Regions from separate parts of the Homo sapiens genome. Here region 2 is linked to region 1. A link is a loop called in an ENCODE intact Hi-C map of the cell type or tissue named here. Cell type or tissue: heart left ventricle. All regions are shown on one strand. Each heading gives the region's core, and the rest is flanking DNA. Links, peaks and the distances in the headings are about the cores only.

What was found. A loop is a pair of places that touch in the nucleus more often than their neighbours do. Peaks named below come from ENCODE experiments on the same cell type or tissue, not always from the same donor. Only the 100,000 strongest peaks of a DNase experiment are listed, where the experiment ranks them.
Region 2: it touches region 1 in a loop (5-fold over the local background); 1 of 110 quality-filtered maps calls a loop at or near these places.

The regions. Positions count from the first base shown.
Region 1 is chr18:7,618,954-7,631,103 of GRCh38, forward strand. All of the region lies in intron 1 of PTPRM (protein tyrosine phosphatase receptor type M), which reads left to right. Among named protein-coding and RNA genes, the nearest start is that of PTPRM, 58 kb to the left of the region's middle. In heart left ventricle, for the core only: a CTCF peak has its summit at 8,051; no DNase peak of the experiment used is centred there; H3K27ac peaks cover 1,911 bases.
Region 2 is chr18:7,674,918-7,687,067 of GRCh38, forward strand. The region is part of intron 1 of PTPRM (protein tyrosine phosphatase receptor type M); the gene reads left to right. Among named protein-coding and RNA genes, the nearest start is that of PTPRM, 110 kb to the left of the region's middle. In heart left ventricle, for the core only: no CTCF peak of the experiment used is centred there; no DNase peak of the experiment used is centred there; H3K27ac peaks cover 4,202 bases.

The DNA of each region.
Region 1 (12,150 bases), core at 2,455-10,454:
GGTTGTTGTCAAATTCTTAACAGTTGCTTTCAAGCATGAAACAGTCCCCGGGCTCTCGGAGGATTTACTTAGCAGTTTGAATAGAGAGGTCTTTACTGCTAATGGAACTGAGATGGCAGGCTTAAGCAATGGGGTGCTTTATAGCCTCTTTAGCCACTTGAGAAGATGTAACATCAAATAGCTGAAACCATCCTGATCTCCATTGGTGTTTAGGAAGTTGTGCAAAGATTGGTGAATAAATAATTCAGGGTTGTATGAATGTCTGGATGCCAGGAATGTTGAGAGTATCTAAAAGCTTGATTCACAGAGGATTTAGTTCTGGGAGAAACTCTGGAGCCCCTCCTTGAGCTTGGCACCAGGGAACATTTACAGATGATGACATTTTCTAAGAAAGAAAGAACTTTCACTTGGGATTGACTGGGCTTTGTAAAGCAACATTTCACTGGGGACTCCAGTCCCGGAAAAGTCTTATTTGTAAAATAAAGAATATTTTCAGTACAGATGGTTGGCAGTTGCTGCTGTGTGTGTGTGAATGTGTGTGTGTTTAAAATACAGGATGGTGATGATTATTTAGGGTCTTAAATAACCATTTAAGTTCTGTACTATTTAATGGTTAAGCTTTAAGAAATCACTTGTTGAAGACACAGGGGAGAAGTAGTCACAGTTTGTCTGTTGAAGCTTCTGCTTCACGCTCTCGTCATCTGTTTCAGACCTTAGTAAAGACGTCCCGAATGTGTTGTCCAATGAACAGGTGGGCAGCAGGTGTTGGGGACCCACTGGATATATGAATATTCACAAATATTCGGACTCTCCTCCTGCGCATAGAGTAGATAGCAGTTCCCTGTTCATTTGGACATAGGCGTGACCATATGACTTGCTTTGGCCAATTAAATGTCACTTCTGAGCAGAAGCAGGAAAGCTCGTGCTTGTTTCACCACATCCTGTGCCATGGAAACTTGCAGTTGATTCTTCAGCCCCAGGGTGAGGATGACTTGGAAAAGAGCTCCCAGCTGATGGCCAGTGGGCATGGAGGGTGCACAAGAAGTGATATGTTCCTTGATATTTTGTGATTGTTACTGCAGCATGACTTAGCCTGCCCCGATGCATACAACCTATAAAGTACTAGATTTTTCTCTAGGAGAAAACCACTCAGGCGGTCCATGGGTGTTTCCCTACCTTAGGCTGAATAGAGAACTTCCCATGGTGATGTGGTGGACAGGAGTTAGGGCAGAGAAACCGCTGGCTGCTACACAGGAACCACTGTACCAGGCATTGGCCTTTCTCCTTTGTTTCTTGTTGTCTGTTTCCCATAGGTTTCTACAACATTCTTTCTCTTCCTGCTTCTACCCGCTAAGTCTGTTTCTATCCTTTGCATGGTATCTTGGTGGGAATTCTCAATTTTATGCTAACCAAACATGGAAAGCAGCTTCTGTTCTTCCATTACATGACTCAGAATGCCTGGACCCCCGACCCCTCTTCTCTGCCACAGATGAGGACAACTCTGTGTCCTAGAGTGGGTGAAAGTGCTTGTAATTGCCAAGTGAGGGAGATTCACATGCTTTCATCAAGCCAGAGCTGGGCGGCTGGGGAATCGGATTCTAGACCTATTATCCTTAGGTGCATTGCAGTGCTTGAGAGAATCTGCTTTTCACAAATGTTTTCCACTCTTCACAAAACTCTTGGGAATTGGAAATATAATGCACACTTTATAGCTGGGAAGTTGAGGCTCACAGAAGGTAAGTACTGTGCTCAGATCATCACATGGACATGATATCACTGAAGCAGCTCCAAGAAGTCTCTCATTCCAAGATGTACACTCTTTCTACTGCTGTATTATACACTTCTGAGTGTGATTAAATAGGCATAGTTGAAAGAGGCAGTAATATTTGAACCTATCAAAAGCCAGTTCAAATAGATCATAACAGTAATACAGCAACAATAAAATAATAATAGGCTGGGTGCAGTGGCTCACACCTATAACCCCAGTGATTTGGGAGGCTCAGGAGGATTGCTTGAGGCCAGGAGTTTGAGACCAGTCGGCAACCTAGTGAGACCCCGTGTCTACTAAGTAAATAAATAAATAAATAAACAAAACTTTATAAAATAATAGCAGCTAAAACTTACGCAGTGCTTATTGTATGCTGCAATATTCTAAGGCCTTTAAATTTATTAATGCATTTAATCCTCATAACACTGTGAGTAAATATTCATATGAGGCAGTAGAGGCACAGAGAGGTTAAGAAACTTGCCCAAGGTCACATAGCTAATAATTGGTAAACTGGGATTTGAACCCAGACTCTAGAATCCTTGATCTAAAGAACAAATGTTTGAAACTCTGTTAAATTAAGACTAAAAGAGTATTTTTTAAAGAAGAGCAGTTTTATGTTCACAGCAGATTTGAGAAGGTGCTAGAGTTCCCATATAGCCCTGCCCCCACACATGCATAGCCCCCCATTATCAACAGCTCCCACAGAGTGGTGCATTGTTAAAGCTGATGAACCCACATTGACATGCCGTTATCACCCAGAGCCACAGTTTACATTAGTGGGCCACATTTGATGTTGAACATTATGTGGGTTTGGACAAATATGTAATGGCATATATCTGCCATTATAGTATCCTACAGGGTATTTTTACTGCCCTAAAAATCCTCTGTGCTCCATCTATACATCCATCACCTGATTCCAACCCCTGACAACGACTGATCTTTTTGCTTTCTCCATAGTTTTGCCCTTTCCAGAATGTCGTATAGTTGGAATCCCAAAATACGTAGCTTTTTCAGATTGTCTTCTTTCACTTAATAATATGCATTTAAATTCCCTCCATGTCTTTTTGTGGCTTGATAGCTCATTTCTATTTAGTGCCTAATAATACTCTCATCATCTGTATGTACCACAGTTTATCCATTCACCTACTGAAGGATATCTTGGTTGCTTCCAATTTGGCAAATTCTGTATAAAGCTGCCATAAACATCCATGTACAGGTTTTTGTGTGGACATAAGTTTTCAACTCCATTGGATAACTATCAAGAACTGTGATTGCTGGATCATATGGTAAGAATGTGGTTAATTTTGTAAAAACCTGCCCAACTGTCTTCTAAGTGGCTAGACCATTTCTCATTCCAGTGATGAATGAGGGTTCCTGCTGCTCCATATCCTAGCCAGAATTTGGTGGTGTCAGTGTTCGAGATTTTGACCATTCTAATAGATGTGTGAGAAGAATATTCTAAAAATTGAATTTTTATAAATAATAACATGGCCTGCAATTTCTGAAATACGTAGTGTATTTGTTCTTTTTTTTTGGTTTAAGAATCCTAAAATATGTACTGTGTATATGCATTATTCCTTTATCGATCAAGCTTCTAGCTACTTCCTCTACCCTCTCACACCCTCCTTACCATAGCAGCCATGGTTCATGGTCAGGCCTCTCATATGCTGCTATGAGAGGAATTGATACTGGGCTCCCAGGGGTCTATACTGGGTTTTCTGTGGTCTGTGCTGGACTCCCTTATTTACCTGTTTTGTCCTTTCAAAAAGGCTATTAACAGGGCTCTTGTCTGTATGATGTAAACAATTAGAAGGAAGGACACCCTAGATAAATACCTTGGGATGGTGCTGAAATTTGTTAGTCATCAAGAGATGCTGTCCTGTGGAACCCTAGGGAGTCAGGGTGGTTACAGAATGGCAAGCCCCAAGTCAGGCCTGCTGCCCTCCTGCAGGGCTGGAGAGGACAGTGAGATGGGCATAGGAGAAAATGACGTCCCTGCTGAAGTCAGTTTCAGCATCAGGCAGCAGGTACATGGTGCTGCTAGGGGAGTAGGGGAAGGTAGATTCTTGTATTTTTCTTTTAATCTGAGAGTTGAGAGTGAAATACTTCACTAGGCCCAGCTTTGTGTATGTGTCTGTTGAGGAGAGAGAAAGAGAATAAAAATTGGGCTTGTTGAAACAAGCCAAAGTTCAGCCAAGTTCTCATCTGAACCTCTAATCCCTCCAAGATTTTTTTTCCAGGCATAAGAAGAAAAATCATTTTCTAAAACTTTCCATTTCTGATTTTTCTGTGATTCTGGGCAGTCAAACTTGTGTAAAATTTTTATGATACCTTTTTATTTTATAAATTCTCAGCATGTTAAACTTGCTTATTTTAGTTTGAATTTTTGGAAATTATAATTTTTCTATTACTCTTCTTGGCATAAGGTAATTTCTTGTTGGGGTGATATTTTACAATTTAGTTACTTAAAACGATTTTGCTTTTAGTGTAAATCTTACCTTTTTTTGGAAAAATATGTATTGGGTGTCAGAATCACTTTGTTTTTAACCCTTTTTCTGATTATGAGTCTAATATTGTTATTGTAGGAAAAACTAGGAAATACCAGAAAGTATTAAAAGGAAGATAAAACATACTACCTACTCAAAGTAGCACTACTAACAATTTGTTGTATTTTTGCAGATTTCCATGCACGTATATATGTATTATACATGTGTACTTACTGTTGTGTATAATAGTGAATACAGCTATATAGGCAGTTTTTACAGCCTGCCTGTTTCAGTGGTCGAGATCATCATGATTTTTCCATGCTTTGAAATAGTCTTAGAAAATATGATTTTTAATAGCTGCATGTGACTTTAATACTATTCCATAATTTATATATTATTTTTTGGGTTGTTGGTATTTAGGCTCCTAACAGTTTTTCATTATTAATAATGTTACCTTGAGTGTCTTTGCTTGCATTTTTTATGAGGCTTAACAGTTCAGGTAAGAGGCCTAGAATATTAAAAATAACTCTTATTCACAAGCTCCTCCCATGTGACAGGTGTTTGACACTTTACTTACCCCCAGAACAAGCATGTGAGGTAGGTGGCATTGTTCCTCCTAAAAAAACAAACTGGTGGCTGCAAGCTGGTCAGCCATGGAGGTGGACACAGGACTTTCTGGACCAACCCCAGCTCTTTCTTGCTGCACTGTTCTGCCTTGGGCACACTTGGAGTGAACTGTGAGACCAAATTATGAGAGAAGGACTATAGAAAATCATGCAGGGGGTGGGGGTAACTATTATGATGAAACATACTGGCCAGTACTGGTGGATCTGAAACTGGATCAGGCGGTGTATACTGGAAACTATTATACAGATCCTCTTTCCCCTGCCTCTGGGATTTTACATTTTAAAAATAAGGTCTCCTGAAGCAAAGTGATTTGCCTGAGGCCATACAACTAACTATTTATAGCGGTGAGTGGGACCTTAACTCCCAGCAACTGCTTTTCCCAGCAACTGCTCTTCCATGTTCTTTCCACTGTGCTTGACTCTACAGGCTTCCCAAAGGATGAAGGCTAGAGGTCTGAACTCTGTATTCATAATAAGGTCAGAGTACATCCTTAAAGGGACATCTCCCCTAGTTATCTAGTTTGAAATCAGTTAGCCTCTACTGAACTATGAGGATGGCAGTACTGTAGACTGACTGACTGGATTTTGATCCTAGTTCTACCTTTTTCTTGTCGTGTATCCTGGGCAAGTTTCTTAACCTCTTTGTGCCTCAGATTCTGCTTTTTTTTTTGGGACAGGGTATCACTCTGTTGTCCAGGCTGGAGTGCAGTGGCGTCATCATGGCTTACTGCAGCCTTGACTTCCTGGGTTCAAGTGATCCTTCTCCCAAGTAGCTGGGACTGTAGGTGCGTGCTGCCACATTCAGCTAATTTTTGTATTTCTGGGTAGAGATGGGGTTTTGCTACGTTGCTCAGGCTGATCTTGAATTCCTGAGCTCAAGCAATCAGCCCACCTTGGCCTACCAAAGTGCTGGGATTACAGGCGTGAGCTACCGCACTCGCCATCAGATTCTGCTTTTATTAAATAGAGACAGCAGTAGTATCTACTGCATGAGATTGTTGCGAAGGCTGCATGAATGCACTGTGCAGAGCTCCTAGAACAGTGCTGGGCGTGTAGCAAGCCTGGTGTAGGTGTAGTGAGCCTGGTGTGTGTGTGGCGAGCCTAATGTGTGTATCAGCTGCTGCTGCTGAGTAACCAGGCACATTCCCTCTGCTGTTCCTCCATTAGCTACTATTTTCAAGGAACTCAAAATGATCACTTTTTGCCTCTAACAGAATTTACAGAAACTCTACAAGAGCTTGAAATGCACCTATAGTGGTCAGGGAGCGTATATATTTAGGGAGAGTAATAAGATAAAATCTTTCATGAAAAAAGCTTTTAGAAGACTAAGAAAACATAAAGGTCTTTTTAAGCAGGCATCAGAATGTCATCTCGAATCTGTTTCCTTTGTTTCTTGATAGGAAAGTAGTTAAAACAACCTAATAGCTTATCAATAAATCAGAAGTTTCCAGATTTCCTGATTTGCTTTTGCTTGCTAGTAATTTTCCCGACTCTTATCAAATTGGATACAAATAGATGTTTTTAAAAGTCAAGTTGCCCACACTATTTGATTCTGTTTGCTATTTTTGGCTTAAAAATGAAGAAGAAATATGGCCTAATTCTTGCCCTGTGGTGAAATTATATTGCAAGGTAAGAGAATAGAAAATAAAGCTTTTCATTATCACCTCTCCATGACCTCTTGAATGAAAAGGTTGGGAGTTTGAGAGGTTCTTTTTTTTTGAGACAGAGTCTCGCTCTGTCACCCAGACTGGAGTGCAGTGGCGTGATCTCGGCTCACTGCAACCTCCGCCTCACGGGTCCAAGCGATTCTCCTGCCTCAGCCTCCTGAGTAGCTGGGATTACAGGCACCTGCCATGATGCCCGGTTAATTTTTGTATTTTTAATAAAGACTGGGTTTTGCCATGTTGGCCAGGCTGGTCTTGAACTCCTGATGTCAGGTGATCCGCCCGCCTCGGCCTCCCACAGTGCTGGGATTACAGGCGTGAGCAACAGCGCCTGGCCAAGGGGGTTTGTTCATCAAGATAGACTTCCTCTGTCTCTATCAATAACTGGCAAAGTTGCAGTGAGACCAGTTACTAGTGGTCAGTGTGTGACATTGGGGCCCATGAGCCTGGGTTTGAAACCCAGGTCCTCGGCATCCAGCTGAAACAGCCGTTTCAGCCTCTCAGCTTCATTTTCCTGTAATATAGAGAAAATACTTCCTACTGTGAGGCTAAAATGCCTTAACATTCATAAAAGCATCTAATGCTAGGCTCTTGTAATTTTAGCACCTTTTCCTCTGATGACATTCACTGGGAAAAGGAAAGGCTCTGTAGCCCCGTCTTCAGAACTAAATTCTCCAAAGCAGGACTTCATTCTAGGCTTGCTTTTAAACAAGATTATTTCCATATACCATCCAATCAGGTAATATGACATAGGAAATGCCCTTCCCTCTGTGAGACATGCACTCGCGTTTGGCAAAGACTGTGGTCACCACCTTCATTTAAAAGGGTTTAATGATCTTTGGACTTTAGCAGACTCCATAGAGTACAGCCCTGATGGACAGAGTTTAGGCAGAGAGAATATTTTCCATTTCATAATCTCATACACAGGGACCTAAATTCCACTATCAGGGACTTCTTTAATGACTCCAACTGTCAGCCTGGACATGAGTGACCTGAAGAACCTGTATGGAGAGTGGAAGGGGCATACAGATGACTTCTGCTGGTATGACCCTCTCCCCTCTCCCAGCCACACAGCTGGTGGCTTCACAAAGAGCTAGGTTAGCAGTGAGGTTGTCCTGTGTACAATTTCAGTGCCCCTTGCTCAGGGTCTAAGCCTGACCCATGTTGCTGCAGATTGTACACTGGGGTTATCTGGGTTATTTATTTATTTTTAGAGACAGGATCTCACTCTGTCATCCAGGCTGGAGTGCAGTGGTGCAATAGCTCACTGTAACCTTGAACTCCAGGGCTCAAGTAATCCCCCCAATTTGGCCTCCTGACTAGCTGGGACTGCTCCTGAGTATCTGGAACTCCTGTGTAAACATTTTAAAAATTTAAAATTTTTGTAGACACAAGGTCTCGCTCTGTTGCTGGGGCTGGAGTCGGGAGATTTTTGACACAATTCCGTGGTTTATCCAATCCATGCCTGCACCTGGGAGTGCATCACACTCAGCTCACTCTCCCCTCGGCACTATCCCCCTCTGCAGGTGGCTTAGTGTCCTTCCTCCAAGCAGAGGGACTTCCCTGGTCTCCTTCCTCTTCTCGAGGTTCTGGGATGACTCACACTGAAATATTGGTGGAATGAGAATCCCCTGTGGAAGTTGTTGTTTCCATCCCTGCCATTTCTACTCACCTCCTGACCTCACTGACTTGCACAACCAGCCACCCTGTCATTACTCTGGGTGGGACAATTTCCCTTTTCAATTTTTGGTTATCAGATGTTACCATCCTTTTGGGCCTCCGGATATGGGCCTTTTCCTTTGCAGGGTTATAGCTGTCTCCCTCAAAGGCTTGGTTTAGTCCAGCAGCCAGGCGGGGAAGCATTTTATTCCTCTCTGTCCTGAGGCATATGTCCTGAAACCATTCTGTTCTTGGCCTCCTCAGCCCTTGTATGAGATCCTGTCTTCCCAGAGAACTGGCCCTTCCCAGTGACCACCCATCTTTGGGGTAAAGGTCTTTATCCTCATGTTTCAGGACCTGACTCTGGGCCTTAGGGTACATGGAAGGAGGGAGATTTGGGGACACAGAATGCCCAGTAACCTGCGGTGAGGCTCGGTTCATTCTAGGAAGTATTTAGGAAGTATTTTGCAGGCCTTGTGCTAAGGGAATGTGAAGATGAGAAAATTCGGCGGGCACCAGAGGCATGGGAGTTGAGTACTTGGCTTTGCCAATGTTAAATGCCTCCTTCAACATTTCAGACAGGGAATTTTTGTAGTGGAGAGTAGAGCTGAACTTTAACTCGGTGATTTTTCCTGACAGAAGGTCCTCTCTAAGGACAGCAAGGAAATCAACAGTAGCAGTTAGTTAGGAAATGGGGTGTTGTGCGGTGCTACAGTGACTAGAGTCAGAAGGAGTTCCATTGATTCCAAATAAGAGGCCCTGCACAAATGGAGATTCTGATGTATGCAGCTCTCTACCTGTGTCTATTTGAAAACAAAAAGCCACCTTATTTTGTCTAAAATAATTTGAAGAATTTTTAGATGGCCACATGACAAAGATACCATTTCAATAAGTAATATAAAAAATATGTGGTGTGAACCTGGGAGGCGGAGCTTGCAGTGAGCCGAGATTGCACCACTGAACTCCAACCTGGGTGACAAGAGTGAGACTCCATCACACACACACACAAACACACATGCACGCACACACACACAGGATATGTATTCTGTGAACCACTATTCATTTCTGTATACCAGACTGAATTTTTAAAAGCATTTGAAGCATTCACTATTTTTCACATTAATATCAAAGCAGTAAAATAATCCAGAAACAAAAAAAGATAAGTAGCTTAATGATTCTACTTAAAATTAATGCAACTAATGTATTTCTGTTATTCCCTAGTGTATTGTTGTTGCAAAGTAGTTACTGTCTTTCAAATGAAAGTTTAAAACGATAACTTTCTGAAAATTGCAGCTATCATACAAAAACGTGATTGTAAATCGTTTGTCTTTTGCCATTTTTCTTAAAAGAATTAGATATTTAAAAGATCATATAATCTGTTAAAACCATTAGTTGGCATTTTAAGAGTCACTTCAAGAATGTGCTTTAATTTAAAGGAAAACTAAGCTTGAATTCATTTTCATCTTTTTTTTACTATATTGAAAATTTTAACATTTCAATTCTAGTTTTGTCCATGACTGTTAATAATTCAGTCATTCAGCAGATAATTGAGGGCCCACCCTGTCAGGCACTGTCCTAAATGCTGCTGCTGCCCAACAAAATAGACCCAAAATGCTGGCTTCATGGAGCTCACATTCCATTTGTGTACATTTCTATGGAACAGGCACTGTGTACTTTCCGTGCATGCTTGAGCAATTTTAATTCTTCTATCAGCCCAAAGAAGGCACTATTACTATCCCAGTTTAACAATGAGGAAGCTGAGGTTGGCAAGGTTCGCAGTTTCCAGCTCATCTCCATCTACGTGATGCTGGTTTCATGACCACTGTGCAGTCACTTGCTTTAGAGTGGTTTGAACCATTGAGTTAGCTTCACTGAGAAGTATCATGGAACCACTTACACTGATATTACGAAGTATGCTTCAAAATGATGGTACACTCATGGAAGCAGCCTCAGAGGAAAGCCATTAAGATGGCGGGGGTGCCAATCATGTCATATGAGGGCAATTGTAAGATATTATTGAACTAAGATCAATGGGTACAGGGTTTGGGAGGAAGGATTCAGGTCAATGTAGGGAAGAACCATCTAACCTGTCCACAGAAGGGATGGATTGCCTAATTAAATGCCGAGATTAGAGAATTTAGCCTCGTGGATGTGGTCAAGAGGATTCAAGCATTAGGTTGATGATCATTTAGATCAGCTTCCCACACCTGCTCATCAGAATGATCCAGCCACTTGTTGAAAGGATGTGTTCTGGTTACCCTGAGATGTTTTCATTCATTAGATTTAGGGTGGGGCCTGAACATCTGAATTTTTAATCAACACAATAGGGGACCTGTTGCTGGGTAGAGGGTGGTGGGGTATAACAGAGGTCACAAATGTACAAAAGCCCTTTTTGGAGGAGCATGTATGAAATGTTTTAGGAACTGAAAGGTCAGCTTTGTGGTTGTACTCAAGAGAGTGAAGGGCAAGTTGTATTAGAAAAAAGTAGACATATAGGTGTGAGCCAGAAATTGGAGGTTTTCCAGAACCACATTAAAGATTTTAAGCACAACTGAAACCATTTTAGCCTAGAGTAACATAGGGTAACCAGATTTTGTGTGTGTGTAGTGTGTGTGTGTGAATGTGCAGACCCACACACTCAAAATACACATCATATTTTTAAAGATCTCTCAGACTGTGAAGAGAATGGACTTAAAAATGTTCATGGAGGAGGTAGAGTGGGTGGCAGTGGACTGGTTAATAGACTATTGAAGTATTCCAGGTGAATGACAAGGGGACATGAGGAGGTTTTTTTGGGAGCTAAAATCAGCTGGCCTGGATGGTAGACCAGATCATGGGGATAAGGGTAAGAGGGTATTCAGGGTGGAGAGGGATGCCATTTACTCACCCAGGGAATAGGTTTGTGGGAATGTTTTGAACGAATGGAAATTGAGGTGCCTGAGATGGCCACTCTGACATGTCTAATGGGTGGTTGGGTATGTGGGGTTAGAGCTCAGAAGGAGAGGTCAGATGGTTGAAGCCAAAGGGGTGGATGAAATTGTCGAGGGAGCAGGAAGAGTGTTAGAAGAGGGCTCCAGACATCTAATGTCTGGTGGTGGAGAGGAGGAAAACCAGGATTCGGCCGTCACCAGGGAAGCCCCTGAAGAGGGAGGAGGGTGTTTCCCAAAGGTGATATAGACAAGAGAGCAGGAGAGATGAGACCTGAGAAGAACAGCCTTGGATTCCTTGGCCTGGATGTCCCTGTGACTTCAGCAAGAGCCGTTTAGGTGCCACACTGGAGGCTGCAGGGAGTTGGGGTGAGGACCAGAGAGAGTGATTATGGAGACTGTCTCCTGAGAGATGTGGTTATGAGGAGGAGCAGAGACCTAGGACAGTCACTTACGCGCAACGTGGAAGGGAGGTTTTTAAACATTTTTAAAAGATGGAGTAGCCTTTTGGGCTATTTTGCTGGTTTATTTTAGAATTAAAAGTGGGGGAATTAAAGAAAAAAGTTTTGAGTAATGCTTTTAAAGTTTCATCTTTGTTATTTTAAAATGTTTTCTATCATGAACTCTGAAGAAATCTTTGAGAGGATGATGGATTTACATTGTCAGTCTCTTATACAAGTGAGCCCTTGTGAAGTAATTTTTTCAAAACTAAAGCTTTGTTTTTCTCTCCTTGAGATAAGATAAACACAGACACCATTAATAGCACATTTTGCCTTGTTATCTATGAAGGGGGATGGTTGCAGGCATATAGTGTAGTGTCACGTGAGCCAGTGGTAATTTACATGGGGACCCTTAGGTTGGGTTGGCTTATGTGCCATGTGAAAGTGAGAGCCTGTGCCCAGGATCTGATTTCCTCTTTAATTGAGTATCAAATTAAATTCAGAGATCCCGGGGACTACCGGCCAGAAACATTTTCCCTCATCCTGATTTGCTTTTCTGTTCTACACTTCTGTGTCCTGT
Region 2 (12,150 bases), core at 2,144-10,143, 56 kb after region 1:
TGTTTCAAACGCATCAGTAGGAAGGGCTAATTTAGGCGCCGACTCTTTCCTTAAAGTGAAGCTTTTGTTATATTAATAGATCTAGCCTGTGATTCTTGTAAAGAGTGTTGTAAGTTGACATGGTAATAACTAAGATTTGAAACAATGTGCTTACCCAAGCTGTATCTTGAAATACAGTTTGAATCAACTTGGAAGAAAACCTAAACTAAATTGGGTTTTAGTAAAATAATCCTGCTTCGTAAATATTACAAAGAAAATGTTATCAGTCTTTTTGGGTATTGTTGGCGGAGTCCTTAGATCAGAGATTTTTGTTTTCGTTAGGGCCTTCCTTCTTTAATGTTTTAAAAACATTATTTCAGTTGTGCAGGTAGTTTGCATTTTAAATCATCTCACACAACTTGCTGGAAACTGAAATGGATGCTGAGGACATGGTGACTTTTTAAGGGAAAGATGAATAACATCCGCTGTGCGAGAGCCCTTGTTCCAGAGCACACCACATGAACACCAGGGCTTAAACTCACCAGGAGCCCACTGAGAGCCCATGTATTTAGATGGAAACAAAAATGGACATAAAAATTAAGTTTGAAACAGGTAGTCTAAAACATCACCGGGAGTTCACTAATGTCAGGACAGAATAAACATTGACTACTCAGGACAAGTTTTCAGAAGTTCCCCAAGCCCCTTCTCACTTGGTTGGGTTCTGCTGACGCTGGTTTACTCTGCATCTCACCCCTTTGCACACAGTAACCTTTGGAGATATTCGGCATCGTAGTAAACTTGGTGGTTGTTGGGGAAATTTTTGTTTGCTTTTTCATTCAGCATTTTTTTTTTTTTTGAGACAGAGTCCCACTCTGTTGCCCAGGCTAGAGTGCAATGGCATGGTCTCGGCTCACTGCAACCTCTGCCTCCCGGGTTCAAGCAGTCCTCCTGCCTCAGCCTCCTAAGTTGCTGAGATAACAGGTGCCTGCCACCACACTTAGCTAATCTTTTTGTATTTTTAGTAGAGACGAAGTTTCACTGTGTTGGCCAGGTTGGTCTTGAACTCCTGATCTCAGGTGATCTGCCCGCCTCAGTCTCCCAAAGTGCTCGGATTACAGGTGTGAGCCACTGTGCCCGGCCTTTCAGCATTTTTTTAACATTGTGAAATGGATGTATGGGTGATACTGTGCTAGGCACCAAGGCATGAAGACATAATTCAGACTTGGCTCTTATTCTCAAGAAGTGGACTCTAGACTTTTAGAAGCCCAGGGAAGCAAAGACATTTTTCTTGGCTTACTCTTTTAAGTGTTTCCACAGTATTCTTAGCTATTAGAAAATAAAAATTATTTATTGTTGCAATTGTTAGAAAAAGTCATTCATCTCCTGTCTCTTGGCCACTGTGGAGCCCTGGCATTAAGGAAAAAAAAGTTTGGTGGCTGGCGATCAGCTATAATTGTGGGTGTAACCTTCTCTTCTTCTAGGGTGTTGGTGAGCTTTAGCCTCCTGTCCGTCTTGTCCTTTGGCCTGACTTATACTGTGTTCAGCTTGCAAAGGACAGCTGTAAAGGAGCAGCATGAAGCCAAAATCAATAATAGTGATGTTTTTAGCTCAGCTGTCATCTCCCTACCCCCAAACCTCACCAAAATTTTATGTCTCAGACAGTTTGTCAAGGACAAATGTTTGGTCCATGTCCCACCAGGGCAGGTTTTCTGTCAGCCAGGAGATTCTAGCTGTGTGTGTGTGTGTGTGTGTGTGTGTGTGTGTGTATGTGTGTGTGTGTGTGTGTGTGTGTGCGCGTGCACGCGCACGCGCATGGATTAGGTGTTAGGACACCCAAGTCTAAAGATTTAATTGTACAAATCTTACTGACAAATGTTTTACTGATTTGAATGTGCCAGATTATTTAAAAACTGGAACAATATAACAGATGTTTTTTAAGTTCTGTGAATATGAAAATATTTTAAAAAGGTGAGTATGTTTTTAGTTCTTTGACAGGGGCTTATATGTCTCTGAACTGATATTAATTATCTATGCTTTGCTGTTTTGCCAGTGAAGTCACTGATAAGCCAAGACTAGGTCCAGCGATAAAAATTATTTGGGAATTTAGTTCAGGATTTAAAGAGTGGCATTTCCTCTGACCTTTTTTTAGAGCTGACACTTTGTGGCAGGCCAAGTGTAATATTCTATTCCTTCTAAATACCCTTCTCTTTTTCTCATCTTAAAATCTTTCTCTTTCAAAGCTGATGCAACAGTGGTGTAAAACCACGTTATTTCTAGAATTGCTCTGGGCCACCTGATGGTATACATATTTCTTACAGTTTACGAAGTCCTACCAGATTCTTCTCTGAATATGACCACGGGGAATTGTTTGGACATTAACAAGTGCATTGTGTAAGGGAAGTATTTTACTTTTCAGCAGTAATATTAGATGTTTGTGACCAAAGCTGACGAGTGATTACTGGTTTAACAGCCTTATGTTTCAACAGATACAGCATAACTATAATGTTTAAATATCTGCAGTGATGGCCACCAGGACTGAAGTTTCTTTCTCCTCTTACCTTGAACAAGAGAAGCAGAAGGGCCACTGTTTACAGGGAGTTGATGAGACCACCTTCCTTAGAAGGCCCTTACTTCTCTGGTTGATGAATGTCATACTGATTGCACCCAAGACTGAGTTCTTGGTACACGTGGCTGGGCAAATTCTTGGAACAGGTGTCTGGGCTCATTTCCCTGAGTGGCATGGAGAGCCTTCTTCCATGATCAGGCCTGCAACTTCCCTCCTACTCACTTATGGGCATCACGCTCCCCCTCTGGAGCCCGTTCCTGCTATTTCTCCTGCCTGAAATGCTCTGTGCCCCTTTCCTTCCATCTCTGCCTAAATGCTGCCTTATCAGAGAAGCCCACACGCCATGTAAAGAGCAGTACCCACTCCCTTGTCCTGTTGCCTATGTCCCCTACCCTGCCCTGGTTTGCTGTGTGGGACTTATCACCTATCCTATTAGATATCTGTTTATTTATTTATCATCTCTGCCCTAGGTGGAATGTTAGGTCCACAGAGACAGGATCTCTGTACTCCTCACTGTCGTACTCCGGGCACCTGAGTGTATGGCAGGCACTTGGTTATTGAATGAAGGACTGAATGAAGGAGTCATAGGGGCTCTGTGTGTATTTGTGGAATGAAAGAGGGGGGAAGGAAGGACTTGACACTTAGAGCACCTAAGTATGGAAGGACTTAGGACATTGTCCCTTGGAAAGTGGGTGGTGATTGTCCCGGATAAAGGAAAACACCCCTCCCCACAAAGGGGTTGCCTTGAGAAAGTGGGTAGTTAGGAAGTCCTGGCTTCACGCTCAGGGGTAGGGTGGCTGTATGTCTCCTTTTCCAGGGGATAGGGCTCCTGTTGACACCTATTTCTCCAGCTAATGTTTCAAAGCACCCTCTTCCATTCTTAAAAGTTTCCCAATCTGGGTGATAAATACATGGTCACCCACTTAAGGGATTTGATTGCATCAGGGATGGAGTTCTGTATATGAGAACTACATGCAGGGAGCACTGAGAGGAGTGACTCTGGGAGCACAGGCATTTTGTACCCTTGCCTGGACGGGGCCCTGAGGGAACGGGAGGCCGGCCTTCAGAGGACCACTGGGCGTGTGCAGTTAACAGTTTGGTTTGTGTTTTTCTCCATGTTTCTCTGTATACAGAGGTATATAAATTTAAATATGTACATACATATGAAGTCCACCCCTGTTTTATTTTTACAGAAATGGTATTATGTCATACCGTACTTACCAAAGTCTTTTTTATTTCGTATTTCAGAATATCTTTGCTGGTCTGTACCTATTGATCTCCTTCGTTACCGTTACTTTTAATTGCAGCATAATATTCTATAGATGGATATATCTGACTTATGCAGTCGTGCCCCTGTTGATGTGCTTTCAGACTATTTTCATATTCTACTGTTAAAAATACTTTTTTTGTGACAAAAGATATCTGTATGCATGTATCCGTATGCTGAGAGTGGGATTTCTGAGTCAAAGTGAATGTGCGTTTTTAAACAGTCATCACCAGATGCTTTCCCCAAAGGAAGTACAGTTCTTCCTGCCTGCAGCAATGTTAGGCGTGCCCTTTCCTCACATCTTGCCCAGCAGTGGATGCTCAGATCTTTTAATGTTTTTCTAATCTATCAGGTAAAAAATGAGATTATCTTTTCCTTTGGCTGTACATTTTTGAGCCTTTATCATAGAGTCAAGTGTTGTAATGCATTCTGTAACTCCAAGATATGTAGCATTTACTAACTGCAGTCATTCATTAAGTAAAACTTAGACCATTAGGAAGATATACTGTTTAAGTATTTAAATAACTGAACACATCTTCCTGTGTTTTATCACTTTTTTTCATATCTAGGGCATTTCACATGTTTCCAGGTTTGGTTCCTAGGTATGGCTATTAAAGAACTTTCAGATCAAGGTTGATAATTGGGCATACTGGGCTGGGGTGCAGTGGCTTACACCTGCAATCCCAGCACTTTGGGAGGCCGAGGCAAGTGGATCACTTAAGGTCATGAGTTCGAGACTAGCCTTGCCAACATGGTAAAACCCCGTCTTTACTAAAGATAAAGAAATTAGCTGGCTATGGTGGCATGTGCCTGTAATCCCAGCTATTCGGGAGGCCGAGGCACGAGAATCACTTGAACCCGGGAGGCAGAGGTTACAGTGAGCTGAGATCGCGACACTGCAGTCCAGCCTCGGCGACAGAGTGAGACTCTGTCTCAAAAACAAACAATAAATAAATACATAATTGGGCATACTGTAATATTCTCAGAGATCTATATGTAAAATTTGTATAGTCATAGTTTTATGGTGGGTTATAATTGTCTCTAGTAGATTCTGTGAGTCTAAAACAATAGGAAGACTGTGCTCCATTAGCTTGTCATGCAATTTTTAACTTTGACAATAGACTTTTTTTGAAAAAAAAAATATTTTATTTTTTGCGACAAGATCTCACTCGGTCACTCAGGCTGGAGTGCAGTGGCATGATCACAGCTCACCACAGCCTCAAACTCCTGGAGTCAGGTCATCCTCCCACCTCAGTCTCCCAAGTAGCTGTGACCACCGGTAAGTGCCACCACACCTGGCTAATGTTTTTGGATTTTGTAGAGACAGGGTTTCACCATGTTGCCCAGGCTGGTCTTGAACTCCTGGACTCAAGCAATATACCTACCTCAGCCTCCCAAAGTGCTGAGACTACAGGCATGAGCCACTACGCCTGGCTGACAATAGGCTTTATTTACTCATTTATTGAGATACAATTGACGGAAGCTATAAATGCTAAATATTTCAAATGTGAAGGGATGAAATGTGATGGAGGGGCAGGCAAAGGAGCAGTGGTGCCAGGTGTGGATTCTGTGTAGTGTGTGAATGGCGTCTCTGTCCCTTAAGCCCAAGGCAACAATGTGAATAGCCACTTGCGTACAGCAGCGTGCCATATTCAACTTGGCAGGTTTCCATCCCCAAGGGCCTTAGTGTGTTGTAAACACTTTATTGATTGATGTTCAATACATTGCAGCACAATATAAGAATATATTGTCATCATATAGTGATGAGGGGAATTGTGTTGTGGTGCCTCATGTTTGTAAGGGATGACATTTCGGGTAGACGTAGGAAAACCGTTTCACATGCTACAATTGTTGTATATTTCCTCTGTCCAATTGCACATGGGCCAGAGACTTATGTGTATGGGAAATGTTTCTTTGCTGCTTTACCAGGATGTCGGTCATTTTGCTCGGATAGGGAAAACTGGAAAAAGAAAAAGAAAAAGATGTGCCCAGATACTTACTGGTTTTCGGCTTCCTGGTGAAAGTACTTTATGAACATAGTGAAATGTGTCATTCTTTCTAATCCTTAAATCTGCATAGGCCATGCCCATAAGGGGCTAAGTGTGGGCTATGGGGTGGGAGTGTTGCTTTTCCTTCCCCCACCCTTGTTCATGCCTGTCTTAGCATGTGACTCTTGATAGTGAACTTGCCCAGATGCTTCAAGGTCACCATTTCCCATATTCTCTGGCAGCTGAAGAGCTGTTTGGATCTTGGAATATGGAGTGGGATGTTTGATATTGTCAAGAGAAATGTGGGTGAACAGTGCGTAGGTCCTCCTTGAGCCCCTGGGAAAGGCTTGACACCACAATTTAGAAACCCTTAACTTTCTTAAGGTTAACATCTGAAGAAAAGAAGTAATTTGTTCTGAGGATTTTTTTTCCCTTTTGTGATGTAGTTCATATTTTAATATGAATCTCGGAACTGCCTGAATAATAATAATAATAATAATGGATAAACTTAATGAGCCCATTTTATCAACTGTTATGCATTATCTCATTTAATCCTTTGGTAACTTTGAGAAGGTACTGATGTTATCCTTTTTGTTGTTGAAGAAATTAAATAGCTTGCCAAGATCAAGCATGACTAGAGAGTAGCCCACACTTTATAGGACTTGGCTGAAAGCACTTTTTCTTAATGAGCAAATGTGTAATTGTTGGTTTACAGGGAAGTGGAGCCTGATTAATGTCGGGGCTGTTACACGGGCCATCAAGTTCTCTCCTCATGATGATGTTTTTAGCATCAGTTCGTTGATGTGTATCTCTGCTCAGTACTCTTTCACTTCCTGTGTTTTGGAATTAAAGAGGTGTTAGATTCCTTAAAAAAAAAAACAAAAAACCCTTATTTTTGTTTGGAAATGGTTCCCAAATGCACTGCTGGTGTAATTACCAAATGCTGACTTCTAGATAGATAGCTATAGTCACTGCATAAGCCACGTTGCTCACTCAATTCTCAATTGCATTTCTTTTAATAACAATTCCGAAGTTCTAACATTATTTTTTTCATTTCTGTATCAAAAATGTGGTCTTCTCATACCTATGGCTGGAGATAAGTATGTTTATGGTTTAATTGGGTGGATATAAGGAGAGGGGCCCCTGGAAGTCCCCAGAGGTCTCTCCTGGATGCTTCTCATGCACTGACAGTGCTGTGATGAGAGTTTGTGAGTATAACAGAGGCAAACACTCATGAGGGCTGATAATTATAACTAAGTCTGGCACATAGGAGCACTATATCAGTGCTAGATGTATGTTTATTCATTTTACCTCTACAACCCTGTGGGGTAGGTATGATTATGATTTTCATTTTCCAGAAGAAGCAGCTGAGATTATATGTTGGTCTCAAGACTGCACAGCTAGTAAGTTGCAGAGCTGGGATTCCAGTTCAGTTGGTCAGATTCTTTAACCAGTTCTTAACCTGCAGGCTAGATTTTAGCCTTATCCTGGTTCACATGTATTTAAATATTCTGGCCGGAGGATACCCCACTAAGTATAAAATAGCTTTGAAATAAAGCTATTTCAAGGGAATGTCTAAGAAGGTATCTGAAGCATCTAAATGAAGAAACTAGCATTAGAAAACATACTAACTGGCAATTTTATTTAGAATCATGTGGCTGTGCATTCCATTTCTTAAAGATAGTAAATTTTCTTAAGAAAAAGAATAAAGAAGAAAGCCTCTAGCATCTTAAGTTTCACTCATTTCTGCTCCCTGACTTTTATTAGGTTACACCTGATTTATTTTAGCTTTCTCAGGGTATGGGACAATTGTTTATAGGATTGGTATGGTGTCTACTTAGTCTGCATTTGATAGGAGAAAGTATTTAAACTGCTCTTTTTGTTAGAGATGACAAATAAAAAGACCCATTGTGTTGTAACCATAGGGTTGATGAAATTTATGACCTCTTTGAGTTAGTTTTAAAATGTAGCTTAAAAATTAGACATTATTTATTTGTAAGAAATCACAAACATTTGAGGTTCACAAATAATTTGCTGAAGGGGCTTGGAGGAAGTCGTTTATGATTTTTTATTTTAAATGGGGCTCAGATGCTGCCTCTTTCCTCTCTGTCTTGGGCATTGGGGGGGTGCAAGTTATGCTGGCCAGAGGGCCCTGAGACTGAAACCTACTCTGGATACTTTTTTAGTGTTCATGTGGTTTAGTATCCTGCAGTGGTTTTGGGGTGAGTGCAAATTTAAGAGTAAAAAGCCAGTTTATAAGAGAGAAGCTTGTTCCTTGTTTGCTTTTTACCTGCTGCTGTGTAATGTTTAGCCCCTATTTGAGGTCATGTCCATGAGGCTTAGTGTCTCTGAGTAATCAATGAGGAAGAACAGTCTCATGTCAGGCTTGCCATGCACATTTAATGACGACTGCCCATGAAATCCCTGGCACTGGATTGGCTTGCCATTTTTTTTTTTTTTTTTTTTGAGATGGGGTCTTGCTCTGTCGCCTAGACTAGAGTACAGTGGTGCAATCATGCCTTACTGCAGCCTCGAACTCCTGGGCTCAAGCCATCCATCCTCCCTCCTCAGCCTCTCGAGTAGCTAGGACTACCAGTGTGTGCCACCGTGCCTGGCTAATTAAAAAAAATGTTTTTATAGAGACAGGGCCTTGCTTTGTTGCCCAGGCTGGTATCAAACTCCTGGCTGGAAGGGATCCTCCCACCTCAGCCTCCGAAAGCACTGGGATTATAGGCGTGAGCCACTGTGCCCAGCTTGGATCACCATTCTTAACTGTAACCATCCTTTCCTTTCTTTCTTCATCTTCAGTGACAAGTAAAGTATCTTATTGGATGTGGGAGATTGGCATAGGAAGTTAGAGAATGACTTCCCAAAGTCACTCTTTTCTGTGGGAAGAGACCTAGAAATCCTGGTGTGAGAAGTAATTTGAGGGGATCAAGAACTTCTTGATTAAAGGATGGATTTGTTTTCTTTTGTTGCATAATAAATTGCTACAAATTTAGCAAATTAAAACAACACTCACTTATTAGCTCTCAGTTCTGCAAGGCTGAAGTGAGCGGGCTTGCTATGCTCAGGGTATCAGGAAGCCCAGATCAAGGTGTCTCCTGACTCAGCCTTTACCTGGAGGCTCTGGGGAAGAATGCACCCCCAGGCTCATTCAGGTTGTTGGGGGAATCCAGTTGCTTGTAGTTGTCAGTCTGAGGTTCCTGTTTTCTCCCTGATATCAGCAGGGGGTTGCTCGCAGCTTTTCAAGGCTATCTGCCTGCCTTTTCCTGTGGCTCCCTCCCTCTTCAGGGCCTGCAGTGGTTTATCCAGTGGAAGCTCTCTGACTTTTCCCTGGACACCAGTCTAAGAAAGCGCTCCACTGAGAACAGCCTCAGTGATTAGGTCAGACTCAGAAATTAGAATCTCCTATTCTGTTTTTTCAGTTATGGTAGCCTGGTGTGGTGGTACATGCCTGTAGTCCTAGCTATTCGGGAGACTGAGGCAGGAGGATTCCTTGAGCCCAGGGGTTAAAGGTTGCAGGGAGCTATACACCACTGCACTCTAGCCTGGGTGACAGAGGGAGACCTCATTTAAAAAAAAATAAATAAATAAAATAAATGAATGAATAAAATAAATAACATGGTAAGAACACGTAACATGGGATCATAAGATCTACTCTTTGAGCATATTTTTGAGTGTACCATATGTTATTGTTGATTATGGTACAATATAGTACAGCAGATCTCTAGAACTTATCTTGGAGTACTGAAACTTTATACCTGCTGATTAGGAACTCCCCATTTCCCTCTCCCCGAGCCCTGGCAACCGTAATTCTATTCTATGCCTCCATGAGTTTGAATGTTTTAGATGCTTTGTATAAATAGAATCATACGCTATTTGTCCTTTTGTGTTGGCTTATTTCACTTAACAAAATGTCCCCAAGGTTCATCCATGTTATCGCACATTGCAGAATTTCCTTCTCTTTAAAGGTGAATAATAATACATTGTATGTATATGACACAGTTTCTTTATCCATTAATCTGTCCATGGACATTTTGGTCTTTTCTACATCCTGGTTGTTGTTAATAGTCCTGAAATAAATTTGGGAGTACTAATAGCTCTTCAGGATCCTGATTTCAATTTCTTTTTTGGGTAAATACACCTAAGTGGGATTGCTGGATCATATGATGTTTCTGTTTTTAATTTTTTTGAGGAATCTCTATACTGTTTTCCATAATAGCAAAACCAATTTACATTCCCAACAACTGTGTACAAGGGTTTCAGTGATACTCTCCCACTCTTAAGGCCAACTGTGCCATCTAACAACATGGCAAAATCATGTTATGATCATTATTATGCTTATGATGATAGGCACACGATTATAAACGTAATCACAGGAGTGGCACATCATCATAGTCACGAGTTCTACAGGATGTGGGATCTGGGGTGGGTAAGTGCATTTTTAAAATTCCACCCACCACCAGGGTCATCTCAGAATGCCTCCAAGTGCCCCTGCCCCTGTCTGAACCCTGCTGGAACAAGCCCAAGCTTGTACTGTTATTTGCTGGCCTGATGAACATCCTATTTCAGTAGTGATGGCTAATTTTATTTCATATTAAGGGATTTGTGGAAAGAAATTTTAACTAAAGTATGATCATTGTATCTTGATGCCCCGAAGGGTGTGAGAGATTCTTAAAGATGATAGTAAACGTATTAGAAAAGGAGCAATTACTGTTCTAGCTTTGTAGAACTATTTATATCCAGACTCTTAATGTGTATTATAGGTGAGACAAAGACATAATATGGATTAGTTCATTGCTTATTTTATTGTGAGAAGGAGTCTATGGAACTGGGTCACTGGAATTTTTACAAATATAATTGAGATTATGGATCATAAGTTAGAAGGTTGATTGTATGAATGGGCAAATGTAGCATTACCATGTTGATAGTTACCAAGTCCTAGGGCCACACAGCAAAAGCAAAACCATTAGAAGTAGTTTTCCTAAGGCTATTGGTTTTTTTTTTGTTTGTTTGTTTTTAAGTTTACCTCCTAAGGACTCCTCAGAGCCACTAGGCAAGGTCAGGCTGTAATTCATCTCTAGAAAGAGCACCTGATGGTTAAAATGGAGTCAATATCCATTACTTTATCATAGAGATGATCTCACAAAAGGGCACCTGCATCATTTAGGGTGCTTTGGTTGCAAGCAATAAAATTGGACTGCAGTTCACTTAAAGCAGAAAAGGAATTTATTATAAGGACATGAGGAAGCTCACAGACTCTAGTGGCAGGCCAGAAAACTGGGCTCAGAATAAAGATTGAGAGAGATAGAGGGTAGTTTTAGGGAGCAGGATCTACTATCTAACTACTGCCCTGTCTTTTCAGGGCATGTTGTAAAAAATGAAATAGAATCATGTCTCTGTCCTTGCACCATCCCAGTCAAGACCCAGAGTCCTTTGGAGAAAGGTCCATGGGACAAGGATCTCCCAGGTCTGCACCTGATGGAGGGATAAATCCATCAAAATGACTCGGGATGCTATTACTAACCAAAGAGAGAATGAATAGATGCTGGGGGCAAAACTCTAAAGCAAAAACCTGATGTTTACTGTAGAATCTCTTGTTACTTAAAATGCTTTCTCAAAAACTACTCAAAAAATGCATTGAGTGGTAATTTAAAAAACACTTTTGCCTTAAACAATAGTCTTTTATTACTACACAACCACTGCCTTAAATCATAGAAACCCCAAAGCACTCCTCCCAGTTAAGTTAGAATATTTCAGGCATATTCTTATTTGCATAATATCAATGAAATCCTTTGACTAGTGTATAAGAAGGGTCCATTTAGCATATCATGATGAAAACGGATTGCCAAAAAAAAAAAACTGCAAGCAAATACAGAGGAGCCAAAAATCATTGTCTGTTATCCTGGAGTCATGTTCACTGATTATTTATTTGTAAGGTGAATATAAACTACAAAAATAATCCTCATTCTATTTGTTGCATGATAATGGCTTTTAAAATGAACATTTGTGTCTAACATGAAAAAAACCTCTGTATCTAACAGTTTATGGGTAAGTGATCATGTTCTAATAGCATTGTATCAAAAGCTGCTTTTCTTTATAAATCCTTATATTTAATCCCTCCAACCAGCCAACAAGCCACAAGCTTCCCAGGGAATTAATTTAAGATTGAAGATAAAAAAGAGGCCAAAGTTAATGACATCAGAGAGAAAGCTCCTGAAAGAAGTAATAGTTTCAAAAAGATTTTGACTGTTTTATAAGACAAATATAAGCTGTCGTAGAAAGAATTGTTATAAAATAAGGTTATTGCTTCTGGCTTATTCAAAATGATTTTTTCTAGTTTATAA